2 separate regions of the Homo sapiens genome follow, and region 2 is linked to region 1. A link is an interaction called in ENCODE POLR2A ChIA-PET data of the cell type or tissue named here. Cell type or tissue: B cell. All regions are shown on one strand. Each heading gives the region's core, and the rest is flanking DNA. Links, peaks and the distances in the headings are about the cores only.

The links. Peaks named below come from ENCODE experiments on the same cell type or tissue, not always from the same donor. Only the 100,000 strongest peaks of a DNase experiment are listed, where the experiment ranks them.
Region 2: POLR2A ChIA-PET joins it to region 1 with 9 read pairs; 1 of 35 experiments calls an interaction of 5 or more read pairs at or near these places.

The regions. Positions count from the first base shown.
Region 1 is chr17:41,776,709-41,782,072 of GRCh38, reverse strand. All of the region lies in intron 1 of JUP (junction plakoglobin), which reads left to right. Among named protein-coding and RNA genes, the nearest start is that of JUP, 7.3 kb to the left of the region's middle. In B cell, for the core only: no CTCF peak of the experiment used is centred there; a DNase peak (open chromatin) is centred at 3,109.
Region 2 is chr17:41,306,391-41,311,754 of GRCh38, reverse strand. KRTAP16-1 (keratin associated protein 16-1) reads left to right here and starts at 2,446. Exons shown (of 1, transcript NM_001146182.2): 1 at 2,446-4,055. The coding sequence starts at 2,502. The coding sequence ends at 4,055. In B cell, for the core only: a CTCF peak has its summit at 1,212; a DNase peak (open chromatin) is centred at 3,044; H3K4me3 peaks cover 1,353 bases; H3K27ac peaks cover 2,915 bases.

The sequences.
Region 1 (5,364 bases), core at 1-5,000:
GTCACTACCGCGCTTCTGGATTCCCTGAGGGCAGGCGGGGACCCCAGGCAACGGGATTATTGATCGTGGAGAAGGCTAATGGGACTTGAGACAGAGAAGAAAACAGAATGAACCCCATCCCACTGACTACTACAAAGAGGGCATGAGGTTGCAGTTTTTCCATCTCCCCCGAGGACTTGAGAGCTGCAGGCCCGATGCACTTACTGAAGGGACGCAGTCTAGACAGGAGGAGGGGCTTTCTGCCTGCTAAAGATGAAATCTTGAGTTGAGAAATAAGAGGGAGAGGTGGAGACTCAGCATTGACTCTTCTCTGATGAGGGCCATCCTGTGCGGCAGGGAGGCCAGACAGGAATTGCTGCCCTTTGGGGAGACTCCTCATTTGTATCTTTTGGGAGAAGAGCGACCTGGCAGTGAGAGGGAAAGGCATCTGTGAGCTGGTCCTGTGACCCCTGTGAAGAGGAAAAGCAAGCAGTGTGGCTGGGCAGGTCACCAGGGCTTGTGTTCCTGCAAGTGACACTGAGCGGCCTCTCCTGGGACATGGTTGAGTCTGGGGACATGGAATATCTTATTGTGAAGCGACTTCCTCTGCCAGGCCTGAAGGGCAAGCTCATGGACCACTCTCCTTTGCTCAGCCTCCTGGCATCTTGGCCTTTGGGGCCAGCAGAGCAGGAAGCTCAGCTTTCTTTTTCTCTTTCTTTCTTTCTTTTTTTTTTTTTGAGATGGAGTCTCTCACTCTGTCACCCAGACTGGAGTGTAGTGGCACAATCTTGGCTCACTGCAACCTCCATCTCCCGGGTTCAGGTGATTCTCCTGTCTCAGCCTCCCGCGTAGCTGGGACTACAAGCGCCTGCCAGTACGCCCAGCTAATTTTTTTTTTTTTTTTTTTTTGAGACGGAGTCTCACTCACTCTGTCGCCCAGGCTGGAGTGCAGTGGCACGATCTCCGCTCGCTGCAAGCTCCGCCCCCTGGGTTCACACCATTCTCCTGCCTTAGCCTCCCGAGTAGCTGGGACTACAGGCGCCCGCCACCACGCCTGGCTAATTTTTTTGTGTTTTTAGTAGAGACGGGGTTTCACTGTGTTTGCCAGGATGGTCTCGATCTCCTGACCTCATGATCCACCCGCCTCGGCCTCCCAAAGTGCTGGGATTACAGGCGTGAGCCACTGTGCCCGGCCTAATTTTTGTATTTTTAGTAGAGACGGGGTTTCACCATATTGGTCAGGCTGGTCTTGAACTCCTGACCTCAGGTGATCCACTCACCTTGGCCTCCCGACATGCTGGGATTATAAGCGTGAGCCACCGCTTTTGGCACTCAGCTTTCTTTCCTCCTCCCTTCTCCTCTTCTCTTTTCTTTCTTTTTTTTTTTTGGTTTGTTTTTTGAGATGGAGTCCTGCTCTGTCGCCCAGGCTGGAGTGCAGTAGTGCAGTCTTGGCTCACTGCAACCTCTGCCTCCTAGGTTCAAGCAATTCTCCTGCCTCATCCTCCTAAGTAGCTGGGACTACAGGCATGCGCCACCATGCCCAGCTAATTTTTGTATTTTTAGTAGAGATGGGGGTGTCACTATGTTGGCCAGGCTGGTCTTGAATTCCTGACCTCAAGTGATCCACCCACCTCAGCCTCCCAAAGTGCTGGGATTACAGGCGTGAGCCACTGCGCCCGGCCTTCTTTCCTTTTTTTGAGGTAGGGACTCGCTCTGTCCCTTAGGCTAGAGTGCAGTGGCGTGATCACAGCTCACTGCATCCTTGAATTCCTGGGTTCAAGCAATCCTCCCGCCCAGCCTCCCAAGTAGCTGGGTCCACAGGTGTGCACCACCATGCCCAGCTAATTTTTAAAGTTTTGTGTAGAGACAGGGTCTTGCTATGTTGCCCAGGCTGGTCTTGGACTCCTGAGCTCAAGCATTTGTCCCATCTCAGCCTCCCAAAGTGCTGGGATTATGGGCATGAGCCACCATGCCCAGCTGAAGCTCAGCTTTCTGTGTCTTTCCCTACCATGGAGACAGTAGCAGGGACCAGAGCAGAGTTGGGACAGGGGCTTGGCAATCAATAAGCTGCTTATTTAGGGGAGACTCCTCCTCTTCCTTGATTGAGAAGGTAATATCTGGCTGGGGCAGTGGCTTACACCTGTAATCCCAACCGCTCTGAAGGTTGAGGCAGGAGGATTGCTTGAGGCCGGGACTTTGAGACCAGCCTGCCAGCCTGTGCAACATAGCAAGACCCCATCTCTTAAAAAAAAAAAAAAAAATTAGCCAAGCATGGTGGCATGTGCACGTGGTCCTAGCTACTCGGGAGGCTGAGGCGGAAGGATTGCTTGAGCCCAGGAGTTCAAGGCTGCAGTGAGCCATGATTGTGCCACTATACTCCAGCTTGGGCAACAGAGCGAGACCTTGTCTCAAAAAAGAGAAAGAAAATAAAAAAAGTAATATCTGATCATTGTAAAAAAAACTGGGGGCCAGCCGCGGTGGCTCACGCCTGTAATCCCAGCACTTTGGGAGGCCGAGGCGGGCGCATCACGAGGTCAGGAGATCGAGACCATCCTGGCTAACATGGTGAAACCCCGTCTCTACTAAAAAATACAAAGAATTAGCTGGGCGTTGTGGCAGGCACCTGTAGTTCCAGCTACTGTGGAGGCTGAGGCAGGAGAATGGCGTGAACCCGGGAGGCGGAGCTTGCAGTGAGCCAAGATTGTGCCACTGCACTCCAGCCTGGGTGACATCTGTCTCAAAAAAAAAAAAAAAAAAAAATTGGGAAGTTTAGAAAAGTTTAAGAGAAAAGAAAAAAAATCGCCCATAATCCTAAAAAGCAACTTTCATTAAGGTCTCTTCCTCTTTTTTTTTTTTTGAGACGGAGTTTTGCTCTTGTTGCCCAGGCTGGAGTACAGTGGCACAATCTCAGCTCACTGCAACCTCTGCCTTCTGGTTTCAAGCGATTCTCCTGCCTCAGCCTCCTGAGTAGCTGGGATTACAGGCACCTGCCACCATGCCTGGCTAGTTTTTTGTATTTTTAGTAGAGACGGGGTTTCACCATGTTGGCCAGGCTGGTTTCAAACTCCAGACCTTGTGATCCACCCGCCTTGGCCTCCCAAAGTCCTGGGATTACAGGCATGAGCCACCACGCCCAGCCAAGTCTCTTCCTCTTTTCTTAGCATCCTTTTTTTCTTTTTTTTTGAGACGGAGTCTCGCTCTGTCACCCAGGCTGGAGTGCAGTGGCAGGATCTCGGCTCACTGCAAGCTCCGCCTCCTGGGTTCATGCCATTCTCCTGCCTCAGCCTCCCGAGTAGCTGGGACTACAGGCACCCGCTAACACGCCCGGCTAATTTTTTATATTTTTAGTAGAGATGAGGTTTCACCGTATTAGCCAGTATGGTCTCGATCTCCTGACCTCGTGATCCGCCCGCCTCGGCCTCCCAAAGTGCTGGGATTACAGGCATGAGCCACCGTGCTCGGCAACATCCTTTTGTTCTTTAGCCTTGATCTTGATGAGCTCATCCCCTGTATATAGTAACATTTTTTTTTTTTGAGATGGGGTCTCACTGTGTTGCCCAGGCTGGAGTGCAGATCTCAGCTCACTGCAACCTCCTCTTCCTGGGCTCAAGCGATCCTCCTACCTCAGCCTCCCAAGTAGCTGGGACTACAGGCACATGCCACCACGCCCGGCTAATTTTTGCATTTTTTTGTAGAGACAGGGTTTCGCCATGTTGCCCAGACTGGTCTGGAGCTCCTGAGCTCAAGGGGATTCACCTGCCTTGGCCTCCTAAAGTGCTGGGATTACAGGGGTGAGCCACTGCACCCTGCCTACAGTAACAGATTTTAGCCAAAACTTTATTCCAATCCTGGTTTTCCAGCATGTGTTGTACAATAAACAGATGGATCTTCCCAGGAGAGGGTTATATGTAGGGATCCTTGCAGAATCACACCCCAGGGAGTGGGCCTCAGTCAGCTGGGATCGGAGCTGCTGTTATTGAGAAGTGGGCCGCCCCTGGACCCCAGGCTGCCCAAGCCCCACTGGTGGTGGTTGGAGGCAGTGGAATGAGAGTACTTGTGTATTTTGCGTCACCAACACACGTCAACCTTTTGTTGTTGTTTCCTGGTGTGGGGTGAAGTGTTTTTCCATTCCCAGGAGTCCCGGTTTGGGGTCATCTGCCAGTTTGGGAATCTGCCCACGGGGGTCACCAGCAGGGAACGGAGCTCCAGCTGGAGCCCTCTCCAGGGGAGCATAGAGGTCCCTGGGTCGAGCCACTTGGCCGTGGCAAATTCCCTCTCCTACAAATCCCCTTCATTTTCCTACCCGGGTTTGTTTGCTTTGGGAAGGAGCCCAGAAGGAGGAAAATAAACAGCAGCTGGGTCGGCAGGCCTGAGCCTCCCCCAGGCCCCAGCTCATCCTCAGGCCACAGCCTGGGCTGCTCTCCAGACTGGAAGTGAGGGTTTTCCTCCGGAAGCCTAAGACCAGCTTGTCTGACAGCTCCTGCTTCAGTTCTGCCCTCTTGGAATGGACCAGCTTGCTGATGGAGACCACAGTGTCTGCCAGAGAACCTGTAGTCTGCAGGAGGTTCCGTCCTGGAGCTGCCAGCCAGAGGGGAGAGGCCTCCTTGGGCAGCCCCAGCCTGAGAGGGAAACAGGCCCTCAAGGGAAGCCATCATGTCCATCTCTCTGGACTTTCTAGAGTCTGTGTCTGTGCTTGGAACTGCTGGCCAGACCTCAGCAGGAGCCAGGGACAGAGTGGGGAAGGTGGGGGCTGGAGATCCTGCTGAGCCCAGCTTCCCCCTGGGACTGCTATGTGGGGAATGTTCACGCCTGGCTGTGCAGCTGCCCCTGGCTGCAGGAAGCAGCATGGACTGGGCATAGGGCAGCCAGTGTCTCCACCTGGCGTGAGCGAAGTTCCACTCCCCTTCTCCTCAGCCATGTTCCCTTGACCTCCCCAGGGCCTGGGAGGCAGCTCCCTACCTAGTCCCCATCTCAGGGGTCAGAGAAAGCAGCCAGGGCTCCCCCAGACAGACTGCCATCCACCTTGCCCGACAGGTCTCTGTGCCAGCCCTCGCCTTTTTAAATTTTTATTATTTTTCTTTTTTTTTGAGACAGAGTCTCGCACTGTATCCCTGGCTGGAATGCAATTGGTGCGATCTCGGCTCACTGCAACCTCCGCCTCCCAGGTTCAAGTGATTCGCCTGCCTCAGCCTCCCGAGTAGCTGGGATTACAGGTGCCCACCACCACGCCTGGCTAATTTTTTGTATTTTTAGTAGAGATGGGGTTTCACTATGTTGGCCAGGCTGGTCTCAAACTCCTGACCTTGTGATCCACCCACCTTGGCCTCCCAATATGCTGGGATTACAGGCGTGAGCCACCGCGCCTGGCCCCCTCACCTTTTTGTT
Region 2 (5,364 bases), core at 224-5,223, 470 kb after region 1:
CCAAAAACCATGTCCTTTTAAAAATTTTCCTTTGGGACAGAGTCTCGCTCTGTCACCCATAGTGCCATCTTGGCTCACTGCAACCTCTGCCTCCCGGGTTCAAGCAATTCTCCTGCCTCAGCCTCCCAAGTGCAGCTGGAATTACAGGCACATGTCAGCATGCCCAGCTAATTTTTGTATTTTTAGTAGGGACAGGGTTTCTCCATGTTGGCCCGGCTTGTCTCGAACTCCTGACCTCAAGTGATACACTCACCTCAGCCTCTCAAAGTGTTGGGATTACAGGTGTGAGCCACCATGCCCAGCCTCCAAAAACCATGTCAATATCTCTCCTGGGTGCCTCCAAAGTGAGGGCCTCGGGGAGCTGTCACAGTCAGGCAGTGACCTCTCAGCACTCACAGGAAGCATGGCCACCTCTACCATGTCTGGCAGATGCTGTTCTAGGAAATGCCTCTCCATACCAGCTATCTCTCTCTGCTGCATCCACCCCCTGCATCCCTCTTTCACAACACTTGCATTCTGTACCATACTTGCTTATAGATGTGTCTATCTCTCTTCTAAACTTGGGCTCCTTGTGGCCAGAATTACAACTCACTCTTTTTGTATCTATCACACAGAACCCAGTGTTGGCTGAGTTGAGTGCATAAATAAAAGAGAAACTGAGTCAATGATTGCATGAATTAATAAATGAAGGGAGGGATGAATGGATGGCACAATGGATGGCAGAATGGCTCAGCTTTTCCAAGCGAGAGCCTGCCTTTTGTGTTGATGAAAACACATGGTGGAGGCAAACTAGGCCCTTCACTGAGCAAGATGTTAAGTCCTGGAATTCAGAAACCTAGGATTCATTTCTCCCTTCATCTGTCTCAAGAGTAGCAAAGACGAGTCTTTTGTTCACAAAGTCTTTGAGAGACACACCTGAGAAGTCTCTTGTTTTTACTATTTACCCTTTGGGTCTTGGAGATTTTTTTTTTTTAAAGGAACTGTCAAAATCATTAAAAGCAAGGAAGACCCTGGAGGTCTAATGAATGCTTGAGGAAGAGCAGAAAGGCTGGGTCACATGATTTCCAGGAACAGGTCAAGCCAATGTTCTATGTTCATGGGATAGCATGGAGGACAGCGGTGGGCTAAGCTGGCGATATGTGACTTTGATGAAGTCTTCTGAGAAAGGTAGGTCTAGACAGGTTGGTGAGAAGGAGGGACAGCCGCCTTAGATCAGGGACAGACTGTGTGTGATCTTTAGCAAGTGACTGAAACTTTCTGACCCTCTGCCCCCATTTCTTCATTTCTTTCTCTTTCTTTCTTTCTTTTCTTTCTTTCTTTCTTTCTTTCTTTCTTTCTTTCTTTCCTTCTTTCTTTCTTTCTTTCCTTTCTTTCTTTCTTTCTTTCTTTCTTTCTTTCTTTCTTTCTTTCTTCTTTTCTTTCTTCTTTCTTTCTTTTCTTTCTTTATTTCCTTCTTTCTTCCTTCCTTCCTTCTTTCCTTCTTTCCTTCCTTCATTCCTTCCTTCCTTCTTTCCTTCCTTCCTTCCTTTTTTTTCTTTTTCTTTTTTTGACAGAGTCTTCCTCTGTCACCCAGGCAGGAGTGCAGTGGCTTGATCTTGGCTCACTGCAACCTCCACCTCCCAGGTTCAAGTGATTCTCCTGCCTTAGCCTCCCAAGCATTTGGGATTACAGGTGTGTGCCACCATGCCTGGCTATTTTTTATATTTTTAGTGGAGATGGGTTTTTGCCATGTTGGCCAATCTGGTCTCGAACTTCTGACTTCAGGTGATCTGCCTGCCTCAGCCTCCCAAAGTGCTGGGATTACAGGCGTGAGCCATGGTTCCTGGACCATTTATTCATTTCTAATGGTGGAGAAAAATCTCTGCCTCATGAGATTGCTGGTGGTTTTAAGCAAGATCATTGCTGTAAGGTGCAGTCATTTAAAATCCAGCCCAGTTGTTCTTTTCCCAACTGAGTTCATCACCTCTCCTCTCAATTAATCTCTGTATGTCTATTGTTGAACTTATTATTGTATTGCAGTGAGTTTGTCTGCATGCTTATCTGCCCACTAGAAGGCGAGATCCAAGAGAATGGGTGAATAGGTCTTATTCCTGTGGCATCCTCTGAATCCAACCCAGGGCCCTGTATGGAAGACTAGAAGGTGGATAAATCATAAGTTTCATTCTTCTTTCCCTGTTCACAATGCTCAGAAATATAGATTATCCAGTTTGGAGGTGAGGATGCTTCTTCCAAGACTACCTGTAGCTCTGAGGATTCCAAATTTAGCACATCAATAAATAAACACCTTCTTTACGGGTAGATAAACAGCTTCCAGATCAACAAACGGTGGTATAATAAGATGTTCCTCTGCAAACTGGCCCAAACAACAATGAGGAAAAGATGCAGGAGTCCCAAACAGAACACGCCAGTGAGGGGGTATAAAAGTGAGGGCCTCAGGGAGCTGTCACAGTGAGGCAGCAACCTCTCAGCACTCAGCACAAGGAAGCACGGCCACCTCCACCATGTCTGGCAGTTGCTCTTCTAGGAAATGCTTCTCCGTGCCAGCCACCTCTCTCTGCTCCACTGAGGTGAGCTGTGGAGGCCCCATCTGCCTGCCCAGTTCCTGCCAGAGCCAGACATGGCAGCTGGTGACTTGTCAAGACAGCTGTGGATCATCCAGCTGTGGGCCACAGTGCCGTCAGCCCTCCTGTCCTGTGAGTAGCTGTGCCCAACCCCTGTGCTGTGATCCTGTCATTTGTGAGCCTTCTTGCTCCGTGAGCAGCGGCTGCCAACCCGTGTGCTGTGAGGCCACCACCTGTGAGCCTTCTTGCTCTGTGAGCAACTGCTACCAACCTGTGTGCTTCGAGGCCACCATCTGTGAGCCTTCTTGCTCAGTGAGCAACTGCTGCCAACCTGTGTGCTTTGAGGCCACCGTTTGTGAGCCTTCTTGTTCCGTGAGCAGCTGTGCTCAACCTGTGTGCTGTGAGCCTGCTATTTGTGAGCCTTCTTGCTCCGTGAGCAGCTGCTGCCAGCCTGTAGGCTCTGAAGCCACTTCCTGCCAACCAGTCCTCTGTGTGCCCACTTCCTGCCAGCCTGTCCTCTGCAAATCCAGCTGCTGCCAGCCAGTTGTCTGTGAGCCCAGCTGCTGTTCAGCTGTCTGCACCCTGCCTAGTTCCTGCCAACCTGTGGTCTGTGAGCCTTCCTGCTGTCAGCCGGTGTGCCCGACACCTACCTGCTCTGTGACCAGTAGCTGCCAGGCTGTCTGCTGTGACCCCAGCCCTTGTGAGCCAAGTTGCTCAGAGTCTAGCATCTGCCAGCCAGCTACGTGTGTGGCTCTGGTCTGTGAGCCAGTTTGCCTCCGCCCTGTCTGCTGTGTTCAGAGCTCGTGCGAGCCACCTTCTGTCCCCAGCACTTGCCAAGAGCCTTCTTGTTGTGTCTCCAGTATCTGCCAACCCATCTGCTCTGAGCCCAGCCCCTGCTCACCAGCTGTCTGTGTGTCCAGTCCATGCCAACCTACTTGCTATGTAGTCAAGCGCTGTCCTTCTGTCTGCCCTGAGCCAGTTTCCTGCCCATCTACCTCCTGCCGACCTCTTTCCTGCAGTCCAGGGTCTTCTGCATCTGCCATCTGCCGACCAACTTGTCCTAGGACTTTCTACATACCCAGTTCCAGCAAACGGCCTTGCAGTGCTACGATTTCCTACCGCCCGGTCTCCCGTCCGATCTGCCGCCCAATCTGCTCTGGACTCCTCACCTATAGGCAGCCATACATGACATCCATCTCCTACCGTCCTGCCTGCTATCGCCCATGCTACTCCATCCTGCGCCGCCCAGCCTGTGTCACTTCCTACTCTTGCCGCCCAGTCTACTTCCGCCCATCTTGCACTGAGTCTGACTCTTGCAAACGGGATTGCAAAAAATCCACTTCCAGCCAACTGGATTGTGTTGACACAACCCCCTGCAAGGTGGATGTCTCAGAAGAGGCTCCCTGCCAGCCCACTGAAGCCAAACCCATCAGCCCAACCACCCGTGAGGCCGCAGCAGCTCAGCCTGCTGCCAGCAAGCCTGCCAACTGCTAAATTGGCTTCAGCCCCCCAATTCTTGCAAGTCAAGCCACCAGCTAGAGACAAAACTGCACTGTCCTCCCCAAAGCTCATTATGACTTAGCTAGGAGCTCTTTCTTTCTGCATTGTTACTCACAATCGGCTTACCCCTCAAAGAACTCATCAGAAATGTCAGTATCCTGATCACTTAAATGAAGGCCTTCTGGACAGTGAGAGGGAGACATTCCAGGTTCTTGTCTTCTGCTACGATTAAGCTGAGAAGAGCTGCTTTGCCACATCATCTCGGGTCTCTTTCCTGCATGTAGTTTTTTCTGTCATCATGTATGTGCTCCCTTGCTATGCATGCTTGTGTTCCTTAGGGACTTCTCCAATCAGGTAAAATATGTAACTGTCCAATAAAGGTGGCTAAGCTGAAGCAACTTGCTGTTCTCCTTGCTCTTCCATTAATGCCATAGTCTCATCAGTGACTTGCTTCTTCTTTAACAGCAGCTCCATTCAACCATCCATCCACCCACCCATCCCTCTGGCATTATTAGACAGCAGCTAGGTGCCAGGGACTGTGTTTAGCTCTAAGAATAAACATAAGAAGTCTCAGTCTTTGTTCTCAAGAAACTCACTCTCTGGTGGGCAGCAAGACAATTATGACATTCCTTTGTGCCAAGTACTTGGAGATAAGCATAGAGCACCATGAACTCAGCAGAGCATAGTTGGGGAACAAGGAAAGAATTATTGGAGAATGTGATACTGGCATCGAGTCTTTCAGTATGAGTAGGAATTAACCAGTTACAAACAGGAAAGGAAAAACTTTCTAGGCAAAGGAGACTTGTACAAGTGAATGGGGCTTGAGGGCAAATTGTTCATTAGGTGAGGCATGGGAGAGTTGTTCTTTGAGGAATGAGCCATGAGGTCAGGTCGTAGACAGTGATCTGTCTATGTGGGGTCTTGCATGCTAGACAGAGGTATTTCGGTTTGATGCAGGGCTGACATGAAAGCATCAAGGGGCTGCATGCAAGGAGGTGACAGGAAGAGCACTGGTTTTGGAACATCCCTCTGGCCTTGGTTGGTGTGGAGAACTCAATGGAAGAACATGGTTCTGGATATAGAGAGACTGGGGAGGAAAGGAAGCCAATTGTTTTTGGGTCCACAGGAAGAAAAACAAGTGGGGATCAGGGATCATACTTACAACAAAGAAGGTTGGGTAACTTGGATTTCTTGTGTGAGAATTTTGTTTATGTTCTCCTACTTCCTCCAAGACACTCATAGGATAAATTCTGTATCTTACAAAATCCAAGGACAGAGTCTCTTCAAAGCAGTCACTCCCTAC